Regions from separate parts of the Mus musculus genome. Here all the other regions are linked to region 1. The links are chromatin contacts, found by POLR2A ChIA-PET in ENCODE. All regions are on one chromosome and are shown on one strand. Each heading gives the region's core, a stretch centred on a gene start or an enhancer-like site at or near the end of the contact. The rest is flanking DNA. Distances are from core to core; before and after follow the strand shown.

Evidence for each region. ChIA-PET counts read pairs that join two places held with the same protein, here RNA polymerase II (POLR2A).
Region 2: POLR2A ChIA-PET joins it to region 1 with 12 read pairs in Patski. The contact joins the promoter of Plekhm1 here to the promoter of Hexim1 in region 1. POLR2A ChIA-PET finds 5 or more read pairs at or near these places in 3 of 5 experiments (Patski and embryonic stem cell).
Region 3: POLR2A ChIA-PET joins it to region 1 with 16 read pairs in embryonic stem cell. The contact joins the enhancer-like site here to the promoter of Hexim1 in region 1. POLR2A ChIA-PET finds 5 or more read pairs at or near these places in 3 of 5 experiments (Patski and embryonic stem cell).

What each region holds. Positions count from the first base shown.
Region 1 is chr11:103,114,684-103,117,973 of GRCm38, reverse strand. Hexim1 (hexamethylene bis-acetamide inducible 1) reads right to left here and starts at 1,649. Exons shown (of 1, transcript NM_138753.2): 1 at 1-1,649. The coding sequence starts at 1,052.
Region 2 is chr11:103,411,132-103,414,406 of GRCm38, reverse strand. It overlaps Plekhm1 (pleckstrin homology domain containing, family M (with RUN domain) member 1), which reads left to right and starts at 1,702. Exons shown (of 12, transcript NM_183034.2): 1 at 1,702-1,814.
Region 3 is chr11:102,772,542-102,775,989 of GRCm38, reverse strand. It overlaps Adam11 (a disintegrin and metallopeptidase domain 11), which reads right to left. Exons shown (of 27, transcript NM_009613.3): 10 at 3,307-3,378; 11 at 2,989-3,155; 12 at 2,512-2,596; 13 at 2,323-2,413; 14 at 2,164-2,215; 15 at 1,625-1,724; 16 at 1,477-1,548; 17 at 1,266-1,358; 18 at 879-959; 19 at 290-340; 20 at 134-197. Among named protein-coding and RNA genes, the nearest start is that of Adam11, 13 kb to the right of the region's middle. Within about 2 kb of position 1,560, at least 2 of the 3 ENCODE cell types and tissues checked have a DNase peak (open chromatin) inside an H3K27ac peak, as active enhancers do.

The DNA.
Region 1 (3,290 bases), core at 400-2,899:
AGAGGCGCTCGCTCCTGCTGCCGGTGCAGTTCGTTCTCGGTCAGCAGCTGGAGGTTCTCAGCGCGCAGCCGGTCCAGCTCTAGCTCGAGCTCCCGCACTCGCGCGTCGACGCCTCCCAGCCGCTTGCTTTCCAGCCGCAGCCGGTTATTTTCGTCCTCCTTGCGGGAGAGGCACTTCTCCAGCTCCAGGTACTCTTTGATGAGCTCCTGCTTGCTCATGTTCTGCAGGCTCTCGGCGTGGTACCGCTCGTACGTCTCCGAGAAGTCCCGCTGCAGAAACTCGCTGCCGTCCCCTCCCATGCCATCGCTGCCTCCGTCTTCCTCACCAGCTTCTTCCACAAAATCCTCATCGCTGGTGTCGTCGGATTTGGCGGCTGCCCGCTTGGGGTAAAGGCCGGTTTTGAGATCAGGCTCCTCCTGATCGTGGTCATCCATGAGGAACTGCGTGGTGTTATAGGGCGCAACTGGCTGGCCCTTGGCGAACATCTCGGCTCGAACCCGCGAAGCTCGCAGGCTCTGCTTCTCGTCGAACTTTTTCTTCTCCTCCCAAGTCAGCTTGTAGTAGGGCTTCCAATGCCGCTTCTTCTTTGAGGGGCGTCTCCGATGTTTTTTCTTGCCCAGCTGTCTCTGTTGCTGTCCCCATGGCTCCTCGCCTCCGGCGGCAGGAGCCTCCTGCTTGGTGGCCTCCGAGTCATGACCTGGCTGCACGAGGGACTCTGACATCGGCTCTCCCTCCGCCGACGGGGAGGCACCGCCAGTGGATAAGTCCTCCCCATTCTGGCCCTTCTCGCCCTTCTCCAGGGAGCTCAATTCTGGACAGGCATTCGTCTGCAATGGGGGCAGCTGGTGCTTCAGGCCCCCTTCTCCCTCCTGCCCTGGACGGCTACCGGACTGCAAGGACGCTCTCGATTGCCACCTACTGTCCTCCTTGGGCACCCGTTCCTCCGCGCTTGGGGGGCGCTCAGAGGTATGCTCTTCATGGACAACAGCAGCACCTGTACAGTTGCTAGTTTGAGGCTGGTGTTGATGTTCTGTCAAGAGTGGCTCGGCCATGGCTTAGTAGAGTTCTCTTCTGGAAGTTTGAGAAATTCTGGCTTAAGGAAAGAGGTTTTTCTTTCTTTTCAAAATATGTCCAACAAAGTCCTCTTCGGTCAGTAATTTCTGCAGTGACGCCTTCCGTCCGTCCTGTCAGCAAACTCCAATCGCAACTTGGAGTCCAGTCAATAAAGGGTTAAGCGCACACAAGCGTGGCCAACTAGCAGGTCCGGGGGTTCAGCAGCAGGCACCGTATGCAAATATGCAGAGGGGTGGGCTTCACGCCTCCCCGCCGAGTGCTCCCACAGACGAGGAGTTGGTGCGCAAGGAGAGGAGGTTTAAGTCCAATGGGTTAAACCCAACCCGAAAGGGTTAAAACTACCCGATGACGCTGCCTCGGAGGGGCCGAATCCACAAAGGGTTAAATCCCCTGCCGCAGAGCCCACAAGGGGTTAAAGTCCCAGAGCCGCCACCTCCCACTTCCACGGGTGTCGCTCCAACCCGAGCTCCCAGTTCCTCAGGCCGGGCCGGAGCCTTAGCCGAGGACAGACAAACTCATCTCCCCTCTGGCTCGATGCTCCGCTCAGTTCTCCTCCGCCTCCTCCTCTTTTCCTCCCTCCCTCCCTCCCCCTTCAGACAGCTCTTCTTCCGCCTCCTCCTCCGGCTTCCCCTCCCAACCTGACTTTCCACCTGCCAACTTCCAACTGCTGTCTCCAAGCCCTCGGCGCCTCTTATATATAGAAGCTTGTAAGCCCCGCCCATGCGCATGCGTAACGGAGTCCAGGTGTGGGGCAGCCGGGAGTCGTAGTTCCCTTCTTTCGGGCCCGCCGTCCTCGCGCGCCGTGCAACGTAGCCAATCATAGAATGCGTAGGGGGCGTCTCCCAGGCCGCCTTCTTCCATCGCTTAGCTCTCGCTGAAGAAACGTGAGCAGTCATTGGGCAAGAGTTATTCGTCTCTCCGAGGAAGGAAGACCAATTACAGAGGAGATGGGGCGGGTTCTGGACCATACCATTGTGCTTCAGGAATACAAGAAGATTCCATGACCTTTGGGAGCTTATACAGAATATTTTTATTAAAAGGTGCGTTTGAAAATCTACTGTCATATTCTGTTCTCAGCGGAAAGGTTCTGATGGCCATAAACCGTTTTCAACTTATGCAAAAATGGTCTGTCCCTAAAAAGTAGTCCCTAAAGTGTAAAAGAGGATTAAATTCTATAAAGAGAGCTGTTAGTCGTGATTACTGACATTGGATTCTTAAAATTACAATAATGTCTCTGAGGTAGGTGATGGGTTTCTTGGAGAGAGATAAGCGGAAGGATATTTTGGACAACTATTTATTAAAAAGACGAAAAGCGCATGAAGAAGTAAACAAATGAATTAAGAAGTGCCGCCTTAAAGGGACAGTGTGGTGGCCTGCCGAGCATCAGCTTCAGACTAGGCCTCAGGAACTGAGAGGGCGGGTTCGAGTCCTGAGTGACGTCGGTCCTCAGGCTATCCTGGAGGCCCTTAGGTGAGAGCAGCCACCCAGGCCAAGAGCTATCTCCGCACCAGAGGTGAAAGCAAAGTGGTCCTCCGCGGCCGAGCTCTCCGCCTGAGCCCGGATGGGAAGCGCGTGGTGAGGAGGAAGGACTCGCCCCGAACCTCGGCTTCTGCCGAAGAAAATGGCCTCCCGGGGTCGACTTGGCCTCTTCGCTTCCGATACCGCAAACCTTTCCCTAGCCAGGATACTCTGGAGAGATTGGGCCAATTGATGCGAAGTCTGTGTTGGGGAGGAACCCAAAAATCTATGCGTTCCCGAAAAAAGGGGGTGTCATCCACAGAGATGAGGTGTGTGTGTGTGTTGGGGGGAAGGCTTCGAGAAGGAAAGCTGAAGGCCTTCCCTGAAATGGGTGTGCTTGACCCAGGGCCGTAGGGTACATTGGGGGTGAAGTGGGGGTTCTACTCCCCCTTAAAAGGGATTCACATTCTTTTCCCCTACTAGAAGGACCCGAAAAACTCCCTTTAATCCCCTTGGCGTAATTGCCACTTCTCCCTTTGCCTGAGTACCCAGTGAGCCATTCTTCTTTTTCCTTACATTCCAGCCATAATGGAGTGAGATTCTACACATGAAACTATTTGACCAGCGCAGCCATGTGAGCGAGGTAGGGCAGGAGTTAGCCGCCATTTTAGCTATAGGAAAGCTCTGCGCCTTGGAGAAATCAAGTGACTTATCCAAGGTCACCTGACAACGAAGAGGCAGTTGTAACTAGAGCGGGT
Region 2 (3,275 bases), core at 453-2,952, 300 kb before region 1:
GGGCAATGGGGGCGCCAAGCTTATGGGAGAAACCGACCAGTAACGGATTTGACTTAAGGCCCACTTCACCAGGTGGAACCCATACCCAACATGCTTGGGGTAACCAAGAACCAAAGACCAGATAGCCCAGGGACCTAGGGTAAAAGCAAATAAGACTGGTGTCTTAGTTAGGGGTTCCATTGTGGTGAAAGACACCATGACCAAGGCAACTCCTATAAAGGAACACATTTAGCTGGGGCTGGGTTACAGGTTCCGAGGTTCCGTCATTAGCGTGGCAGCAGGCAGACAGGTGTGGTGCTGGGGGAGGAGCTTTTTTTTTTTTTTTTTTTTTTTTAAGAGTCTTGATTAGAAGGCAACCCAGAGGGCTGGAGAGATGGCTCAGTGGGTAAGATACCCAACTGCTCTTCCAAAGGTCCTGAGTTCAAATCCCAGCAACCACATGGTGGCTCACAACCATCCTTAATGAGATCTGACTCCCTCTTCCGGAGTGTCTGAAGACAGCTACAGTGTACTTACATATAATAAAAATAAAATAAATTAAAAAAAAAAGAAAGAAAGAAAAAAGAAGGCAACCAAGAGACTGGGCAGAGTTTGAGCATATATATGTTTGAACATATATTCAAATATATATTACCTCAAAGCCACAGTGACATACTTCCGCTAACAAGGCCACACCTCTTCCAGTAAGGCCATGCCTCCTAAATAGTGCCATTTCCCATGGGCCAAGCACATTCAAACCACAACTGGTAAAAAGAAAGAAAGAAAAGGAAAAAAAAGACATAGTGATAAAATGACTCCTAATGACATTTGGGTACTCATAGATCAATGCCTTGTTCAGCCATCATTAGAGAAGTTTCCTTCTACAGCAGATAGGGAACCCCAAGGGAGAGGTGGAAAGAGTGTAGGAGCCAGAGGGGATGGAAGACACCAAGAAAACAAGGTCCTCTAAGTCAATAGGAGCAAAGTTCATATAAACTCACAGAGAGTCTTTTCTTTTACAGTCACCACCTCTATGGCCCACACCTAGGTCCTAGGTTCCCTTTTGGGCACGGTCCTCAGACCTGCCCAGCCTGCCCTTTATTAGTCACGGTTGCTACATTTGACAGTTTTCTTCCGCGTCTATTCCGAGAGACAGCTGTCATTTTCTGTAATGGAACAAAAGCAATTAAATAGTGAGAAGACAAAAAGCAGGTCCTCTGGGCTTCATGCCTCAAAGGGCTGACCGCAGGCAAATTAAACTAACAGGTCCAAGAGAGCCCTCAGGGCGATCACGTGGTATGAGACAAGTCAAAACAACTGTTTCCTGGCTCCGGAAAAACCAGACCTGAAGGTCCCACTTGGACCCAGGATCCACTTGCTCCCTCCACTACTAATGCCCTTAGGGAAACATACGGGTTAATGGCGCAACAGGGCGCATTTTCGGATTAAGGGGGCAAACACGACAACCCCAAAGTTGCACAGATGCGATTGAGGGGCAGAGCTGCGGGACGCAGAAGTCCCGAAGCTCCAAGGGTCCAGCCTCTCTGCGCTACCCAGAGCCAGAGTAGCGAGAGCGGCAGGATCGCTCACCTGAGCCAAGAAGCCCTGCAATCCGGGGCAAGGGAAGAGCTGACGGCCCCGCCCCTCGGCTCCTCTAGGCCCAGTGATTGGTTTTTGAGGACTGGGGGCGGGGCCGTAGCGAGGAGCCGACGTGATGGCGTCAGACGCCGCGCGCCGCTTCCTGTTGTCAGTGCCTTTGGAGCCGCAGCTTCTGCTCGGAACCGAGGGGGGTCTCGCTTCGCCCGGAGCGCCGCCACCTGCTCCTGATCCCTTCGGTGAGTGAGTCTGGGGTCTGAACGTGGAGGGAAGCGCGGGGCGGTGATGCGACCCGGCGGTGGGCCCGCAACCTCGCAGCCACTCGCGACCCCTGTGCGCCTGGAGACTTGGGGTGGGAACCTCGGCCCTTCGCAGCCCGGGCCTGCTCCCACCTCAGCCAGTGGCCACCGGCTCTCTCCCCTCCGTCTCCACCGCAGCCAACCTCAGCCCCAAGCCGGGTCCCCTAACCACCGGTCTTGCAAAAGTGTAGCCTCACTCGTGACCCCTCTTTAGCCCAGTTGCAACCCGATCCGAGCGAGCCACATCCCTTCGCCACCTCTTATCTCAACATCGCGTTTATCCCTCATCTCTTCTGAACCTTCCCTCGACCCTCCATTCTGGCTCAATTTCTTATCGCAGCCTGTCGTATCTGGCTCACTCGTCCCAAACACGCTAAGTCTCCCTCCCTCCCATTGACCCACTACTGAAGTTTTCTCCTGTTGAACTTGCCGGTTTCTTCTTGGTTACTGACGTCACAGCTTTATCTCAAGGCTTGTGTGTATCTTTTCTTTACCGATTTTTACCTAATTCCCTAGCTGATCACAGAGGTAAGGTCTCTCAGGCACTTTCCTGTCTAAGACTTAATATTAAACTGTCCCCGACTCTGCTGTAGAGGACTGTCTCAGTTTCTACCACTTCCCCCAGTCCTTTCGTTACTTTAAATTTAATATGCATTTATTAATTCTTTGAGAATTTTATGCATGTACATAATATTCCTGCCCCCTAACATCACTGTTAGTTTGGGGTTTTGGGTTGTTGTTGTTGTTGTTTTTGAGACAGCATGTCACTATTTAGCCTTAGATCTCTCTCTCAGATCACTCACTATGTAGATCAGGCTGGCCTCAAACTCACAGTGTGGGTCACCACTCCTGGTTTTAATCTGTTTTTTGTTTGTTTGTTTGTTTGTTTGTTTTTGTAGGATGGAGGGTGGTTTTGTTTTTTGTTTTTGTTATTGTTTTAAGACAGCCAATCTAAACAGCCATGGACTCCTGATCCTCCCTGCCTCCACCTCCCAAGTGCTGGAATTGTAGGCATGAGTCACCATGCCTGGCTTCCCAGAATTGCTATTAACTAGATCTACTCAACTCCTGTCATTTTCTTCCTTGATCCAGCTCTCTTTCACTTTGAGAATTTAGGGTATAGCTCCCTAGTGGTCATACTTGCTATATTCCTCAACAGCCATGTCTGCTCCTTGTTCAGAGCCCAGCAGACTAAACAGCTAAATTGGTGTGTGTAGGGACTCGGATGGTAACTGAGTATAAAGCTTCTTGGGGGAGATGTTCTTTGTAGTGTCTGATCTCCTAAATGTGTTTCCACAGATGGCTTTTCTGGCATTCCTATTAAGTCATTTGTGCCTGCTGTTGTAATGGTAGGTGTCATTCAAATACCTGGGAGGTGAGAGGTGGCCACTCAACCATCTC
Region 3 (3,448 bases), core at 311-2,810, 340 kb after region 1:
CTAAAACTTGGGCCTAATCCTTAGGCTTGATGCCTAAGGTCTTCAGAAGCCACGTTGGTTGCAGGGCTTGTTCCTTCAACCAGCGTCCCAGCCTAACTCTGAGCTTTGGGTTTTCCCGAGTCTCTGGACTCACCATGGCCCCATAGGGCTTGGCACTGCCGGTCCCGGGTTTTACAGCGGCCTCCATAGCAACGACCCTATGAGCCGTGGGAGAGGAAGCATCAAGACACTGAGGGAGACAAGACTGCACTGAATTCGGACGGAAGGACCCCACCCCTATCCCTCATACCTGCTCATGATCACAGTAGTAACCGTCCAGCTTGTGAAGGTTAGGGGGACACTGGAGAGAGAGAGAGAGAGAGAGAGGCTGGCTGAGCAGGGTAGCCCAGAGCTGAGCTGAGGTTCGGGGTGTGTGTGGGGGGGGGTGGGGGGAGAATGCAAGGAACCAAAAGCTACCCCAAAGGGGCCACATGTCACATGGCTCTTCCACACGAAAGATGGGGGCCTGTTTGGCTCTGTGGATTTGACTGGTAAGTCTCCTAGCTTTTCCAAGCTTCCCCAGTTTCTTGCATCCATTACCCCAGAAGCCCTAGTTAACCCATGTTACGATCCACCAGATCCTTAGAATACACTAGACACTGGGCAGGCGGTAGGAATACCAGTGTCACTACAAATGCTTATTTAATGATTGACCGAACAGAGGTAGGTGGCTCGAAAGACCCCTTTCTCAGAGAAGAAAAAGCTGAGGCTGGTCAGCTGCGGCTACCCCACCCGCTAAGCAGAGAGGACACACAGAGTAGTCAACTCTTCAGCGCCAAACTTATAAGGGAGGGGGCTGTCTTGCTTTGAGCTCCCACAGAACAGATGGTTTGGCAGACCTGGCTTGAGTCGCCGGTGCAGGTCTCTGCAATGTCACACTCATTCACCGCTTCTCGGCAGGAGACACCTCGTGGCTCATACTAGGAAAAGCATGCATGTGTTTCTGGGAAGGATAAATATTTCCCCACTGCCCTTCCAGGGTTAATGTGCTGGAACGTGGGTCCCAAGGCCTGATTCTCATTTCCTGTCCCTCTCCACCCTCAGCAGTAAGGGTGACTCTCCCCTCCGGTCCTCAGCTCCTAACTCATTCCCCATTGGCGCTCTCTTCGGGACAAGGCCCGCCCAAACAGACTCAGCTCTTCCCCATTCCCGCCTCTTATCGAGGGCATCCAATCGTTTCTTTGCTTCTTCCCCCGCCCCCCGCCTCCCGCTCGCTAGGTCCTCACCTTGCAGCGGCGACAACAGAGCCCATCGCTGCACATGGCGTCGTGCGTCAAGGTGCATTTTTTGCAGCAGTTGCCCCCTGCTCGGCTGCACTCCTGAGGGTCGCGGGGAGAAGTGGAGAGGCGGGCTAGCCCCTTCCCACTCTGTATTCTCCCTTCCCGGAGCCCATGCGCGCGTCCCGGGCCCAGACGGGAGCCCACCAGGAGCGCTCACCTGCACCGACCCGCAGTCGCACTCCTCTCCCGCCTCCACGAAGCCGTTTCCGCACTCGGGAGGGTCCAGAAGCTGGAGGGAGAGGGGATGTCGGGAGCCTGGCTGGCACCCTGCCCACCCCCCGCTTCCCCGTTCTCCGCGCTAGTACCTTGAGGGGCTTGTTGAACAGGCAGCTCCCGCCTCCCTCCTGCAGAAACTGGTTGTATTCGTCGATGCTGCAGCGCGAGAACTTGCGGGGCAAATAGAACCTAGACGGGCGAGAGGGGAACTGTGTTGCTGGGGACAGCCCTTCCTCGAGAGACTTGGTTACTACTACAAGGAGACCGAAGGACTGCCCTGAGGTTGCACGACAATCAATCCCATACTCCTGTCTAGGAATGGGTGGAGGACGTCGCTTGCGTTCTTTCTCCTGAACCTCGGGACAAAGAGCCCAGTGTCGGAACGCCTGGGAGGGACGGCGCCTCGCACGAGGCTCGAGCGCCTCCCAGTGGCCAGAGTGCGCCCTGCAGTCTGGCAGTTTTTGGTACCCAAGCATCCCTGAGCTATTTACAGATAACCTATATTCTTGGTTATCCTGAGTAGTCCTGTGAGCTAGGTCCTCTTGAAGCCACCCATCTTGACTGTTAGTGCTCCTCGAAGGCCTCTTCTTACCCCAAACCCTTCCCAAAGTCTGTCTCCAAAACTCACCCAGTGTCCTCCATGATGCAGCCCAGCCAAATGTCTGGACACTTGCAGTCCCCTAAGAGGAGATTTAAGAACACATGAGATATAGAGTGGAGAAGCACCCCCACTGGCCCCTTCTTCATTTCTTGAGGCTCTGTGTGGGTCTGGGAGGGTTGTTGGTACCTGCTGAGCTCCGGTGCTTATTCCACATCATGCCCAAGTTCTGCCCTAGCGTCTGGGCCAGGGTCACCGCCATGGCACCCATGTTGCCATACTAGGGATGGGCAAGACAGAGCACAGGATGTCTGCATGCTCCCAACAGTCACTGGGTCTTAGCAAGCCTCTGTCCTGGCTGGGCCTCTGGGTGCTCACCTCGTTCACACCTCCACCCCGGGACAGTGAACAGATGCCTCCCACGTAGGCCGCCCCGCTGCTGGTGCTCTGGAAGGTTCTACCCCTAGAAGGGAGAGAGTGGTCAGGATGATGTCAAAGGAGCAGTGGGTTCCAGACCTTTCTATCAGCCTGGTGGCCTCAGGCCAGCCCTTCCCCTATTTGGGTTCATTCACCCGTAAGCCAAATGGAGGTTTCAGGGCCTTTAATTGGGTTTGTCCATCACTAGGGTACTTCATCACCAAAGAAGGGGTGACGGGCAGCCTGGCAGAGAAAGGCAAAGAGCACATTCCCTGCACAGCCCAAGGTGCAGAGGATACCCAGCTGGTGCATGTGGCTGGAAGCAGGTGGCAGGTGGCAGGTGAGCTCCACCTGCAGGGTCCCCGAAAAGATCGCCTGGCACAGGCGGTAAGAACTAGCAGCCAGCAAAAGCTGGCAGGGTACAGTGTGGGGACTCACGAGAAGAGGTGGGTGGCATCACTGGGCTCAGGCAGACCCTCCCGCCGGTAGACCATAAGCCGGGCCAGGGTCTCCAGTAGGTCATCCTGCACCTGGATCTTGTCCCCATCTGCCCACGTTTCCATGGCAACCAGAACAATTCTTGTGTTGAGCTGTTCCTTGTATATCTGGGCCCAGAGAGAAGATGGGGGAGGGGCTGGAGGGAGGCTGCAATCTATATTTCCAAGAAGTGGGGGGAGGGGGGGGTCAGTGACTGACAATGACTCCTGGATGCCTGCATGTGGGGGAGAGGGAGAGGGGAGTAGGGACGGTGCTTACCACATCTGCCAGGTTCACAACAGATTTTGCAAAGTTGCTGGTGAGGACCACTGACTGCCGCATCTGCTCAAACTGCCGAGAGAAAGGTGGGGTAAGAAGGCAAGGCTCCCCCGGGCCCCTCATCCCAGGGTCCCCCCTTAGC